Regions from separate parts of the Mus musculus genome. Here regions 1 and 3 are each linked to region 2. Evidence: chromatin contacts called from ENCODE Hi-C or POLR2A ChIA-PET data. All regions are on one chromosome and are shown on one strand. Each heading gives the region's core, a stretch centred on a gene start or an enhancer-like site at or near the end of the contact. The rest is flanking DNA. Distances are from core to core; before and after follow the strand shown. Region 1 holds the start of Trpv2 (transient receptor potential cation channel, subfamily V, member 2). Region 2 holds the start of Cenpv (centromere protein V). Region 3 overlaps Pigl (phosphatidylinositol glycan anchor biosynthesis, class L).

What was found. A loop is a pair of places that touch in the nucleus more often than their neighbours do. ChIA-PET counts read pairs that join two places held with the same protein, here RNA polymerase II (POLR2A).
Region 1: a map of left cerebral cortex shows a loop between it and region 2 (6-fold over the local background). The contact joins the promoter of Trpv2 here to the promoter of Cenpv in region 2. A Hi-C loop is called at or near these places in 8 of 37 maps with a recorded cell type or tissue (gastrocnemius, heart and left cerebral cortex). POLR2A ChIA-PET finds 5 or more read pairs at or near these places in 3 of 5 experiments (Patski and embryonic stem cell).
Region 3: POLR2A ChIA-PET joins it to region 2 with 55 read pairs in embryonic stem cell. The contact joins the enhancer-like site here to the promoter of Cenpv in region 2. POLR2A ChIA-PET finds 5 or more read pairs at or near these places in 4 of 5 experiments (Patski and embryonic stem cell).

The regions. Positions count from the first base shown.
Region 1 is chr11:62,573,713-62,577,970 of GRCm38, reverse strand. Trpv2 (transient receptor potential cation channel, subfamily V, member 2) reads right to left here and starts at 2,344. Exons shown (of 15, transcript NM_001382489.1): 1 at 1,846-2,344.
Region 2 is chr11:62,536,522-62,540,989 of GRCm38, reverse strand. It overlaps Cenpv (centromere protein V), which reads left to right and starts at 1,729. Exons shown (of 5, transcript NM_028448.1): 1 at 1,729-2,134. The coding sequence starts at 1,785.
Region 3 is chr11:62,492,740-62,497,029 of GRCm38, reverse strand. All of the region lies in intron 2 of Pigl (phosphatidylinositol glycan anchor biosynthesis, class L), which reads right to left. Among named protein-coding and RNA genes, the nearest start is that of Pigl, 36 kb to the right of the region's middle. Within about 2 kb of position 2,174, at least 2 of the 3 ENCODE cell types and tissues checked have a DNase peak (open chromatin) inside an H3K27ac peak, as active enhancers do.

The DNA of each region.
Region 1 (4,258 bases), core at 1,095-3,594, 36 kb before region 2:
TAAAAAATAGAATTAGGAGCTAGAGGATCAGAAGTTCAAGGTCATCTGAAAATAGCCTGGGATACTCTGTCTCAAGAGAGAAAGAGAGAGAGGGAGAGGGAGAGTGGGAGAGGGAGAGGGAGGCGGGATGAGGAAAGAGCTGGATCAGAAAGGGCTTGCCACACAGCCTGGAGGAGCTGAGGATCCTGGGTGTCCACATAAAAAGCCACGGAATGAGGTATATCTTTAATTTCAGTGAAGAAAGGCAGGCAGAGACAAGAGGCTTGCTGGCCAGCCAGTCTAGCAGAGTTCAGTGAGACCCTAGCTCAAAAAAACAAAGCTGAGAACAATGAAAACAATCCACATCTACTTCTGGCGTCTACACACATCCAAAACCACACCTACATACACAAAAAAATAAAAATAAAAATAAAAATAAAAGAGAGCCATGCCTGGTGGTGCACGCCTTTAAACCCAGCGTTCAGGAGGCAGAGGCCAGCCAGGTCTACATAGTGAGTTCCAGGACCAAGGCTACATAATGAGACCCTGCCTCAAAAAACAAAAACAAAAACAAAAACAAAACAAAAAAAACAACAAAAACAAAACAAAACAACAACAACAGAAGGGGTGTGTATGTGTAGGAAGGAGAGTGGGAAACTGTTAGCTTTCCAAGAGGGAAAATCAGCGGTGAAGGAGAGAGGCAGTGTCAGGAAGATGTGCTGGGAGCAGGGACCTGACAGAGTTGTCACTTTGATATTATCTCACAGGAAGTCAGGACTGTCTTTATCCCCCTTGGGAATTTCTGATGTTCAAGAAGACTCAAATCCTATTTAGGGGTGAGAATGCTTGTGTTCACAACCCCACCCATTCTCTACCTGATATCAAGCCCAGTGCCCAATGGTACAGACAGATAAAACTTCAGTTGTTTGGCCAGCACAGGCCACGAAACCCTTAATGTAGAGAGGGAGCGATCCAGGGAACTACTGGTCTATCAGACCCTTCCTTTTGCTGCCAGAACAACCGCGACTCAGAAAAGAGAAGTGAGTTGCCACCTCGCTTCGTGTCCTGATGGTCCTCTTCAGTTCTCAGAACCCAATTACGTTCGTTTCCAGTCTGACTCATATCTGAGGGTATAAGACACCACCTCCGAAGGGGCTTTAGAGCTGGCAAGCGCTATCTGCCTTCCCACCTCAAACTGCACACTGGGTCTGGGGTTAGCTGACAGCTAACCTCACCCTCAACAGAAACAGCAACCACAGCCTCCATCACGTGGCCGGGGCTGGGACCTAGTTAGAGCTGGGGAGCCTCTGTCTTCCTCAGAGTTCAGAAACCGGAAGGAAAGAATCAGAGCCGGTCAGAAGACAGTGGGGGTAGGAAAAAGGGGCAGGGAACAGGTTGGTAGAAATAAGGGACAGAAAAAAACAGGGCCAAGAGAGGAAGCGGTAGTGTGGCCCCGGCCCACTCTCAATTTGTTACAGGATCCCAGTACACTCAGAGAACTGGGTGGGGCATTTTCCACAATAGCCAGGGGGCCTGACTGAGGTTTCACTTCTCTGCCCACCTTAGTAGGACATGGGCATCCTCCTTTTGCGCAGTCTAGCTTCCACCCTCAAGCAAATCCTGGCAGACGCTGCGTCTGACATCATTCCCAACCCCCAGCAGCAACAACTGTCTTCCAGAGGCTGTCTACCTTACCTCCTGGGATCCCCATTCTGGCAGCAGAGAAAGAGGCCTGGAGGTTCAGGGAGCCAGATCCCACGCAGACCCTTATTCCAAGATGGAGATGCCGGGAGACCAATCCAATCATTCACTGTCATACTTCCAGACGCAACCCCTAGGACATCCTGAAATAGCCCATCGACTTACCCCTCAGGCTGAAGTCAAGGCGTAGCGGCAGCAGACTACAAGCCAGGATCACCAAGCCTAGCGGGACTCTCCAGCAGCGGGGATTGAGAGAGGAAGTGCCGCGGAAGCCTCCGTAGCTGGCCGTAGCTTTCTCTGTATCGTCCACCCTCCACCTGTTCGTCGCACACAGTGGATAGTGCGGGCTTAACGCCAACCTGTCAAGGACCAGTGACTGGCCACTGGGCTGATCATCAGGACCACTGGCCACACCCTGCTTTCGCGAGACACGCCCTGCTCCTCCATCGGTGCACTTCCACCCACAACTGTAGCCAGAGAAGCCCCTGGGGCAGTCAGAGGAAGTTCTGGGGTGGTGGGACCTAGGCTTGGGTGGAAGCTGGCACAGGTGTGGGATTCATGCCCTAAAACACTGACGCCCACCCCTCCTGATTCTTAACACCGTGTGCCCTCCCCCGGCCATTTGGTTCATCACTGTCCGACCCAAGGGAGAGAAGAATGGGATAGCCCCAGAGAGAGAAGAGGTTCAGTCTAGCATTTGCCCCAGAGAATGCAGCCCAACCCATCCAGCCATTATTTCCATCTAAGGAAGATTCGCTCAGCGTCCTGACCCCAGGGATCCCCCGAGTATCCATTTACAAGGGCACTTCCAGAAACAGCCAGCAGGTGGCAACCGTGTGGCCAACAGGAATGGCTGAAATTGTACAGCCCCGGCACTGCCAGGGAGAACAAGGACCAGCTCTCCCTCTCTTTTTCGCCGGAAGACCTCTGTCCTTGCTCCACATCCCAAATTTTGTTTGATTGGTCCAAAGCACTAATTTCTCTCCCGTGAGAATGTTCTACCAAACCGGTCCCCCTGCTTCTCCGCTGCTACACTCATACGTCACACCCCATTCTTATACCAACTAAGGTGGTCTGCTAAAAATATAAACCAGGGGCCAGCGTTTAGCTTTAATGGTAGACTTAGTGGCATATGTAAGGCCCTGTGTTTGACCCCCAGTATCAGTAATCAAAGAAAAACTAAATAACAAAAATTAATTAATTAATGTCACCCCCACCTCCAAGCCACTTTTTCATAGCACTAAAAATAAAACCCAAACTTCATACAACAACCTCATGCAGCCCAGAGGCCCGCCCCAGTCATGTCACCTTCACCATGCTACACTCCAGACCTGTACCGTCCAGTATGGCAGTCATTAGCCACGGCAGCTATTTAGATTTTAGTTTGGTTTACACTTTTACCTGCGGCAAGGACTTGATATGAAACCAACTGTGGCAATCCTCCTGCCTCTCTCTCTACAGTGCTGGTGTTATAACTGTGCCTCCATGGTTGGTCATCTTTCAGATGAGTCCACTGTAAGGCAAAACTCAGCAAATACTAGCTGGCATGGCCCTCCACTCTTCCCAAATATGTCCTGTTTTCTCTGTAGTACAAGCTGTCTCACCTGCTAGGAGCAACAAGCAACACACACACACACACACACACACATATACGCACACACACAGTAGCATCGCCATCATGGCCACATACCTTAGTTCTAAGCATCTTCTGCTTGTGTTTGTGTTTCTTTGTTGGTTTTATAGTGCTTGAACATGGGCATGCCAGGCCAGCCTCTACCACAGCTTCCTGCTCTATTTTCTGTTTAAACATCACTTCCTCTCAGTAGAGCTAGACCAGCTAGACCCTAAACTGGGGGGAGGGGCCCTAGAAACGTACTCCTAAGACACCTGCCTTGCCCCTGGCAGAGGCTGATTTGTACTGTGCTGCCTGCCCCCTATAATAACATACTTAGCCATCCACTGTTGCTCAAATGTGCTTAGGACTGCAAGTGCAGAGTAATGCCAGCACTTCTGTTTAGCTGGGCGAGGCCCCAAGAGGTGACTCCTTGCAGCAGGAACCAAGCCACGTATATGCATTTAAGCAATCAACTTCATAAATGTTTAAATCTATGCTTAAAATTTCCTTTAACAAACTCTGTTTTTTTTAAGCAGTTACTTCATATTAGCTTTTTTTTTTTTTTTTTTTTTTTTTTTTTTTTTTTTTTTCTATGAAGACAAGGCTCCAACTTCTCCTGAGTGAGGTGAAGCCTCTGAAAGAGAATTCTTGAAGCAACTGAGGGCAGCAGAATGGGAAATAGAATTTTTTTTATTAGGTATTTTCCTCGTTTACATTTTCAATGCTATCCCAAAGGTCCCCCATACCCACCCACCCCCAATCCCCTACCCACCCACTCCCCCTTTTTGGCCCTGGCGTTCCCCTGTACTGGGGCATATAAAGTTTGCAAGTCCAATGGGCCTCTCTTTGCAGTGATGGCTTACTAGGCCATCTTTTGATACATATACAGCTAGAGTCAAGAGCTCCGGGGTACTGGTTAGTTCATATTGTTGTTCCACCTATAGGGTTGCAGTTCCCTTGGAA
Region 2 (4,468 bases), core at 480-2,979:
GATGGTGATCAATAATGAATCAAGGAAATGACCTACAGACTTACCCACTAATTTGATGGAGGCATTTTTTTTTCAGTTAAGGTTCCCTCTCTGATGACCCTTGTTTGTGTTGCATTAACAAAAGCCAATCCGCATAGATCATATTGACATCAATAAATTATATATGTACATATATGTATATATGTGTGTATATATAATATCAATTATTTCCAAAATGTTGAACAGTATTAGATTTAACAATGTACATGCTATTTTTGAAATGACATTCAAAGATAGGCTAAAGTAGTGTGGTAGATCACACCTGTGATTCTAGCACTTGGGAGGTTGAGGCTGGAGAATAGGTACAGGTTTGAAGCCAGCCTTAGCTACTTAGTGAGTCTAGGACTAGACTAGGCTAAAGAATGAAGCCCTGACTCAAACAAGCCCGGCAGCCAAGTAAAGGTGCCTGTCACCAGACAGCTTGTTTGGTGCAAGAAGAGAACTCATGGTGTAGACTGTCTTCTGCTCCCCATGCACCCGCATACTTCGCTCTCCTCCTGAATAAAGATTTTTAAAACTGTAATGTGTATCAGGAGGTGGAGGCAGGCAGATCACAGTGAGCTAAGATAAACCTGAGCCTTATTCGTGAGTTCCAGGCCAGCCAGGGCTACACGGTTAGACCTTGTCTCTAAATACACAAAACAGGCGAAAGTAAGTCACAGTGAGAAAAAGCCAAAACAAAACAGTGGTCACTTCTGCTTGCTTTTTGGAGATAGTCTAGATGTGGCTAGGATATGCCACATCTGAATTGGTGCATGCAAATCTGTACATTTAAGATACGGGCACAAAGGAAACACCAAAACAAATTATGCATCTAGGAAGTTTCAATTATTGAGAACTTTGTGTTAAAACTTAATGAGGATTTATGAATTAATCAAGCTGTATTTGGGAAAACCCATATTTTCATCATTAAAGATAATAAATGGACTCTATATTGTAATAAAATCAACAAAAACAGAACTAAGTTGAAAAATGAAAAATGCACCAAAAACGAGTAAAAGAAAACGTTTCTTTAAAAGTGTGAGAACAACTGAAAGGGTTTGGAGACTATCTGGGATACCGCAGTGGATGGTTCTTGGGATTTTTGTCTTTAAACGTCAATACGGTATTCTGCAAAAGCTTATGAATGGAATGTAATCCTGGATCCATTTACTTAAAATTGAAAACAAAATCTAGGGCTGGGAATGTGGCTCAGTGCAAGAGTGCTTTCTCAAAGCTGTGGGTCCTATTCTCAGTTCTGCAAAACCACCAAAAAACCTGTTGACCATTGATCAAACTGACTCCAGCTGTCATTTATGCTTCCAGTAGCAGATATCCGACAATTTACATACTACGTTAGCTCACATTAGGTACATGATGGCCTCTGCCAAGTTGGTAGTGTTACCACCTTGGAAACCACGAAGTCACCCAAGCGTGCCAGCTCTGATGTGGCCGTGAATTTATGAACTGAGGCCTGACCCAGGTCCCCAGTTAGAAATGTGTGGTTGGAGTCAGTGGAGGCTGGAAGCTCCTTCGCTGATCAAACGGGCACCGCTACCTGCAAGCGCAGGTGCAGGCGCGGTCTCGTTAGACCCTCAGCGCTCGGCCGGCCCCACGGCCAGGGTCTCTTAGTTGGGTCCCTAGCTCGCGTGTTCCGGAGCGCCGCGCACCACCCCCGGGGCCTTCAGGTTGTCGGAGGCGGGGACGCGCATCGGCCGGCGGGAGCGCGCAGAGCCGAGAGGCCTGCGAGCCCGGCTGAGGGAGACATGCGGCGGACTCGCAGTGCCGTGGCCACCGGCCCGCGGGAGCAGCGGCGCTCGGGGGCCACCGGGGGCTTGAGCGGCGGCGAAAGCCGCGCGCAGCGCTCCCGGAGCAGGACTAGGGCCGGGGCCGGGGGCGGGGGCGGGGCGGTCGGTCCGCAGCCGTCGGCAAAGCCGCGGCCCAAGCCACCGCCGCGGGCCCAGGAGGCGGCCGCCGAGGAGCCACCGCCGGCGGTCACCCCCGCCGCCTCGGTGTCGGCGCTCGACCTGGGGGAGCAGCGGGAGCGCTGGGAGACGTTCCAGAAGCGGCAACGGCTCAGCTTCGAGGGCGCCGCCAAGCTGCTGCTGGACACCTTGTGAGTGTGTCGGGGGCGGCGGGCCGGCACACGCGAGGTGCGCACGGGCGGCGGGACCCGAGGGCTGAGTGCTGAGCCGTTGGCGGGCTGCTCCGGACGGTGTCGGGCTGAGTGCGCGGAAGGGCCCCTCAGGGTGAAAAAACAGACATCCCCCGGCTTGCCAGCTACCAAGACCGTTTTACCCGTTTTTGCACGTGCTTTCGGGGAGTGGGCGGGAGGAAAGGTCGAAGTGGAGAATTTAGTGACCCGAGGAGCGAAGGCCGGTTGTTCTAATCAGTTCCCCGGAGGGAGGGTGCAGGGTGCGGTTATTGATCTCGGAGGGAAAGGCGCGCAAAGCGTTGTCCAGGACGGGCGCTTGCAGGGGGAATGGGGAGTTAAGGTGTTATGTTCTCATCCCCGGTCCGGGCTGGCAGCTCCCCCAGTCTGTGCTTCTGAAGTGCTTCCAGCTTCTTTGGTGGCCTAAGGAGCAGATCTGAGGTCCGTTATTGGGGAAAAGAGCTGATGACTACTCTGGCCAGATGCCTGCTCTTTGGCAAATGTAATGTGAACCCCTTCCTCCTTTACCCATTGTGCTCCGAGAAAAACCCAGTACCCTTGTCTTATAGCCCTCACTCGCAGATGAATTAAAAAGAACAATAAAAGACAAAGAAAACTAACGTTAACCCAACAATTGTTTAACAACCTGAACTACTTTTCATAACAACAAGATGCTCTTTTGTCTTTGTCCCAGAATTAGTTCTCTTGGTTTTGGTGGATCCTCTAAGAACTGGAGTATTTAGTTAGCTTTCTATCTGTTTCGTTTATTCAATTTTATCCCCTTGGGCTATAAATTGAATGCTTTAAAACATTAAAACAAAAATCAGTTAAAACTTAAAAAAAATGAAATATAACACGGAGTACCTGTTGTGTACTAGCTACTGGGAGATCTAAATGATACTATATAAAACTCAGTAGAGCTGGGCACAGTAGCACATGCCGACAATCCTAGCATTCAGGAGGCCGAGGCGGAGGAGTACAGTGATTTCAAGTGCAGCCTGGGCTACAGAGATAGATCCTTTCTCCGAAGAGAAAGAGAAAGAGAGAAAGGAAAACAGAAGCAAGCCAGCGAGAAGGAGGTCCACGTGTGTAAGCCCAGCACTTGGAAGGTGGAGGCAGGAAGATCTACAAGTTCAAGGTCATCCTTGACCACATAGTTAATTTGAGGCCAGCTTGAGCTGCACTGACACCCTGTCTCAAAAGGAAACAAAAAAGCCCCCCACACACACACACAAAGCAAAAATTTTTAGGTAATATTTTCCCCTAAAACAAAATGGTAATGATCTTTAAAAAAGATACTAAAAATATTGGCAGGAAAAGAGGCATTTCACTCACCAGAATAGCGTGCTGTATGCTTGCTTACATCCACTCTATGGTCTTTTAAGCTAACTTTTATACAAAGAAAACGTATGTTAAATACACTAACATTTGGTTCCAATATCGCAAAAAATTGGAGGAATGGATAGCAAATACGGGCTCTCTAAGTGGGATGATCACAGGGGTGGAGGGTTCTCAATGTGTTATTAAACTGTTTGGCTTTTTTTTTTTTTTTTTTTTTTTTTTTTTTACAATAAACATTGTATATAGAAGAAGAAAATGAGATGTTAACTTGTTAGAGAAACCTGGGCGAGCTTTCAGTTTTGCCTCTAGTCAGATGGCAAATTGAAGCGGCTATTTGCTGTTTTTCCCTGTGGTGGTTAATCAGAAGTCACAGCGAAACATTGTCTCGTTTATTTCTGGCCAGAATATTTAGTCTTTTGGGGAAGGGGCTTCAGGATGTCCACTGAATCTTACTGTTGAGTTATGGGGCTGGCTCCAACTGTATACAGTTGTGTGAAAAGCCATGGATTTGGGAAGCGTGAGGAGAGTGAGTGGAGTTAGAGGAGCCTTTGTTGCCCCGCAGAAGGCAACTTGGCGACCTGTCTTACTTTTTCATAGCCACTTGTTACCATCTTTATTACAATCAAAACTGAATATTATTTGGCCTGTTTGCCTAGTGGCTGCTTAAGGCTGGTAAAGTTTTTATCTTGGTCCTAAGCTTGTAATTGAAAGAAAGAAAGAAAGAAAGAAAGAAAGAAAGAAAGAAAGAAAACTAATTAGTTGACATATAAATAAAAATGTTGGGAGTGGGAGCAAATGTGCCAGACTTCTCTCATAGCCTCATATTTACTGAATTCTGGGTATATTTTATTTTGCAGTCATAAAATTCAAGACAGTTCCCAGTGAAAATACTGAACCTCTTTTATGAGATGCACCTGGTTGTCATATATATATATATATATATATATATATATGACA
Region 3 (4,290 bases), core at 925-3,424, 44 kb after region 2:
GCAGGAAGTCAAGTTTGAGATCGGCCTGGGTTAAAAAAGAGAAAAGATCATTTAAGGAAAACAGGCAAAATTACAAGGAAGGAATGCAAAATATCAAAATATAATGCATTTTTAGGATTCTCAGAAAGAATGCAAGAAATGCAAAATAAAAGCAAGATGCTTGTGGAGAAGGGCACAGGCAGAGTTCAAATGGCTTCCGTGAGTCTGACCCTAGACTTCTAGAAAATTCCGATAAGGAAATGGAGAAGCTTAAAGGCCGGTAGAGCAAGTAGAAATACCTAATCTATGCCGGGCGACGGAGGTGCATGCCTTTAATCCCAGCACTCCGGAGGCAGAGGCAGGCGGATTTCTGAGTTCGAGGCCAGCCTGGTCTATAAAGTGAGTTCCAGGAGAGCCAGGGCTACACAGAGAAACCCTGTCTCAGGGGAAAAAAAAAAAGAATTACCTAACCTACATTCACCTCCCTTACCAAAGGACTAGCAGTTCTACAGCTTCACCACCAGGGGGGCGATTTCTCTATCCTTGTGAACTTGAAAGTGAGGATCCACCCAAGACGTGGAATGTTAGTGTGTACACCAGAAAGAGCCCCCAGCCCCTAAACCTTTGCTTGTCACATAAAGAATAACTCATGTGAAAGAGGAATAGGAATATGAAAAGAAATTGAATTTTCACAACAAGGCAATAAAGTGGGAGGGCCTCCAAATGACAAGCTCCCAATAGATTGGAGCCTTGAGATAACCAAGTCTCAGCTTCCCAGAAAGCAGAGCCTACACTGAAGCCACCTCACTGTCACCTGGAGACAAGGACTGTGGAAGGCACAGAGGGAGGGATAGTGAGCCATAGAGGGAGGGAAGCTGGGAAGGAGGGTGGTTTTATTGATTTGATACATGGCTTATTAGATCCCATGGGTGTCTAAAAAGCTGTATGTACAGTACCTCCACACAGAGGGCAGGTTGTAGCCTGTTAGCTCTTCAGACTTCAAGGTGAGCTTACTTGGGTGCCCCAGGACTGAGATGTCATAGAAGCCCTGAGCTAGAAAGCAGGTGGTAGACTGAGCCTGAGCCATGGGCTTGTCAGACAACAGTGAGTATCTGGAGATAAGGGTGCCCGGGACCCCAAAACATCAGGGCAAGACTCAGAACAAATTCAGTGTTCACTTAGCTAACATGGACCAAGTACACACTTCTGTATCATACCCAAGGCAATAGCCAAACATGGATATAGGTCACTCTTTATGCTTAGGGCTGAGTGGAGCTGAGGTTTGGGATCTTGCAGGATGAAGGAATTTCCCAGGGAAAGGAGAGCCAAGAGGTCAGGGATTCCAAGCCAAGGAGGCAGTATGATGAGCTGGCGGCATGAGCAGCTAGCTGGCAGTGGTTGCTGAAGCGCACCGGCAGCTGGTGGAGCTGAGAGTGTCGCAGGCCTCTGAGGAGGACAAGGAGGTGGAGGTGGAGGAGGAGGAGGAGGAGGAGGAGGAGGAAGAGGAGGAGGAGGAGGAGGAGGATGGCCACCATCCAGGGGAGCAGAGGAAGACTGTGGCCAGGCCTTGTGTTTGACAAGCCCTTGAGAGCGGGAAGAGGGTGGACTTAGCAAACAGTGTTAGTGCTACAGGAAAATGCTCCCAGCTCCCGGCTCCACCCGGGACTGCTGTGTTCAGTAAACAAGCTCGCCTCAGCCTGTGACGCTTGCTTTTCTAATAGTGAAATATCCTCAAACTCTGACCTTCACACATTCTAGTGACTCGTCCTTACTGGTACTTTTACAGTCCCTCAGCAGTGCCATGCAAACACTCTGGAGAATCTGTGGTGCAGGAGACTCCTCCAGTCAGTACGTCTGAGAAGGGAGGCCCCTGGGCTCCACTAGCAAGAGGAGGTTTGCTTTGTCTTCTCTCAGACACAGCCTCTGCAGAAGCGACCAGGACCGGTGCTGCTGCAGAGCTCCAGCAGAGCTCCAGCAGGGTTAGGTAACGACTTAGCTCCCTGAGAACCAAGTCCTACTTTTGCACACTGCACTCTGAACTCTCATACAGATGGAAGTGGTTCAGACACCCTTATTTGGTCTTGTGGCTTGTTTAGCACAGTGCTGGCAGAATCTGCTGCCCCTCCTCCACCCACTTCAGGCACATTTCTAAACTTAATTACTTCCTTTGTCATCTAAAGTGGGTAAAGGTCAGTAGGGTTCAGTGTAACGGCTTTGGCAGGCCCAGGGCCTGGAAGCTTAGTTGGAGCCCAGCAGTTGGCCCGTCCTCACCAAGGGCTCATTTAGGGAGGCAGGGGCTGTCTCCCCATGCTGAGGCCATCCTGCAGCGTTCCTGCTGGAGCACAGGAGGACCAGGGAAGACAAGGGAAATGGATCTAAGCTAAAAGGTTGGACCCAACAGTTGAAAGCAGGGTTCAGTAACTTCTGTGGAGTAAGGGCAGTGGTTCTCAATTTGTGGGTCTCATCCCCTTTGGCGTTGAAGATGAGATATTGTGCATATCAGATATCTATGATTCTTTGTTGTTGTTTTCTTGAGACAGGGTTTCTCTATGAAGCCTTGGCTGTCCCAGAACTCACTCGGTAGACCAGGGTAGCCTTGAACTCACAAAAAATCTGCCTGCCTCTGCCTCCTGAGCACTATGATCAGAGTGTGTGCTACCACCACCTGACTAATTTGCATATTTCTAATGGCTAGTTATACATGTTTCTTAGCATTGCATGATAAATAACAGTGGCAAAGTTACAGTTGAAATAGCAACAAAATAATGTTCTGGTTGGGGTCCCCACACATGAGGAACTGTATTAAAGGGTCTCAGCATCAGGAAGGTGGAGAACCATGGCTCTAGAGTGAGACAAACCTAGAGGGGAAATAAAACAATGGAAAGAAGGACGAGGAGAAGGAAGAACATGCCCTGAGAGCGGAACAGTCAGCACCTTGATTAAATGTCCCAACAGACCCCTTTCTGCACAGGGCTTCCCTCTCCCAAGTGGAATCATAAAATGGCCTTTTCTTTTAGCCTTCGATGCAAAATGAGCCAGGAAATCACAAGTGTAGGTACTTGTAGGAAATATTTCCTTAATACTGTCCGCAGGTCACAGGGCCTTGTCCTTGCAGGTATGCTGAAGCTTCTACAGGCTGACGCAGGAGGGTTTATGACCACTTACCTTCTTCCAAGACACTAAAACAGAGGAAGAGCTGGGCGCGGTGGCCCACGCCTTTAATCCCAGCACTTAGGAGGCAGAGGCAGGTGAATTTCTGAGTTCAAGGCCAGCCTGGTCTACACAGAGAAATCCTGTCTAGAAAAAAACAAAAAACAAAAAAAACAAAGACAAAAAACAAAAACCAAAAACAGAGGAAGAAAAGGCCTGCTGGATACATGGGTTGTACCAATTAGTAGTTAGTTCAGCCTGGAACACTGGGGCCCTGTTTCTGTCTGTTCTACATACCTGTAAGTACTGCTGCTGCTTGTAGACTGGAGACCCTTGTGTGCTTTATGAAAGATGCCCAAACTCCTGTGGAGTCCTGTAGACCAGGCTGGCCTCATACTTGGAGATCCACCTGTCTCTGTCTCCCAAGTCCTGGGATTAAAGGCATGTGCCACCACTTTTTCTTTGGCATTTTGTAAAAGGTACCCAGAGGTTGCTGAGGCATTGTGAATCACAGTGCTGTACAGAAATCAGTAGTCTGTGCTTCTCCTTCTCAAAGACATCCTTCATATTGTTGCAACAAAGCTTGCAGCACTCTTATAGGAAATTTTACTTCATAGTTTGCCAGTGTGTTGTTTAGTGTGGTGTTGAGAACAGGCTGCAATCTGCTCTACGCTATTCCACAGTATATAAAACAGTGTTTTTTCTGGCCATGCTTTGTCCTAAGAGACTCCAACTTACAAGTAACTTTAGACTCAATTTTAAGGAAGGGGGATGAGAGCAGCCCCTGGGTGCACTAGCCAACCACTCTCTGTTAGGTTGAACCCATATAGCACAGGCTGCTAAGTATCTCTGGGAGAAGAAAGGAAGCCACCTTGGCCTGAGAGATGGGTCAGTGATTTAGAATATTGGCTGCTCTTTCAGAGGACCAGAGAGGTGTATTCCAAGCACTGACAAGGTGGTTCAAAACCCTTTATAACTCTAGTCCCAAGGGATCCCACATCCTCTTCTGCCCTCCACAGGAACTGCTTACAGGTGGTACACGGACATACATGCAGGCAAAACACCCATGTATATATTAAAACAAAACAAAACAAAAAGACCCCAAAACAAACAACAAAGAAACAAACAATTTAAAGGATACAAGGAAAGAATCCTCACTTG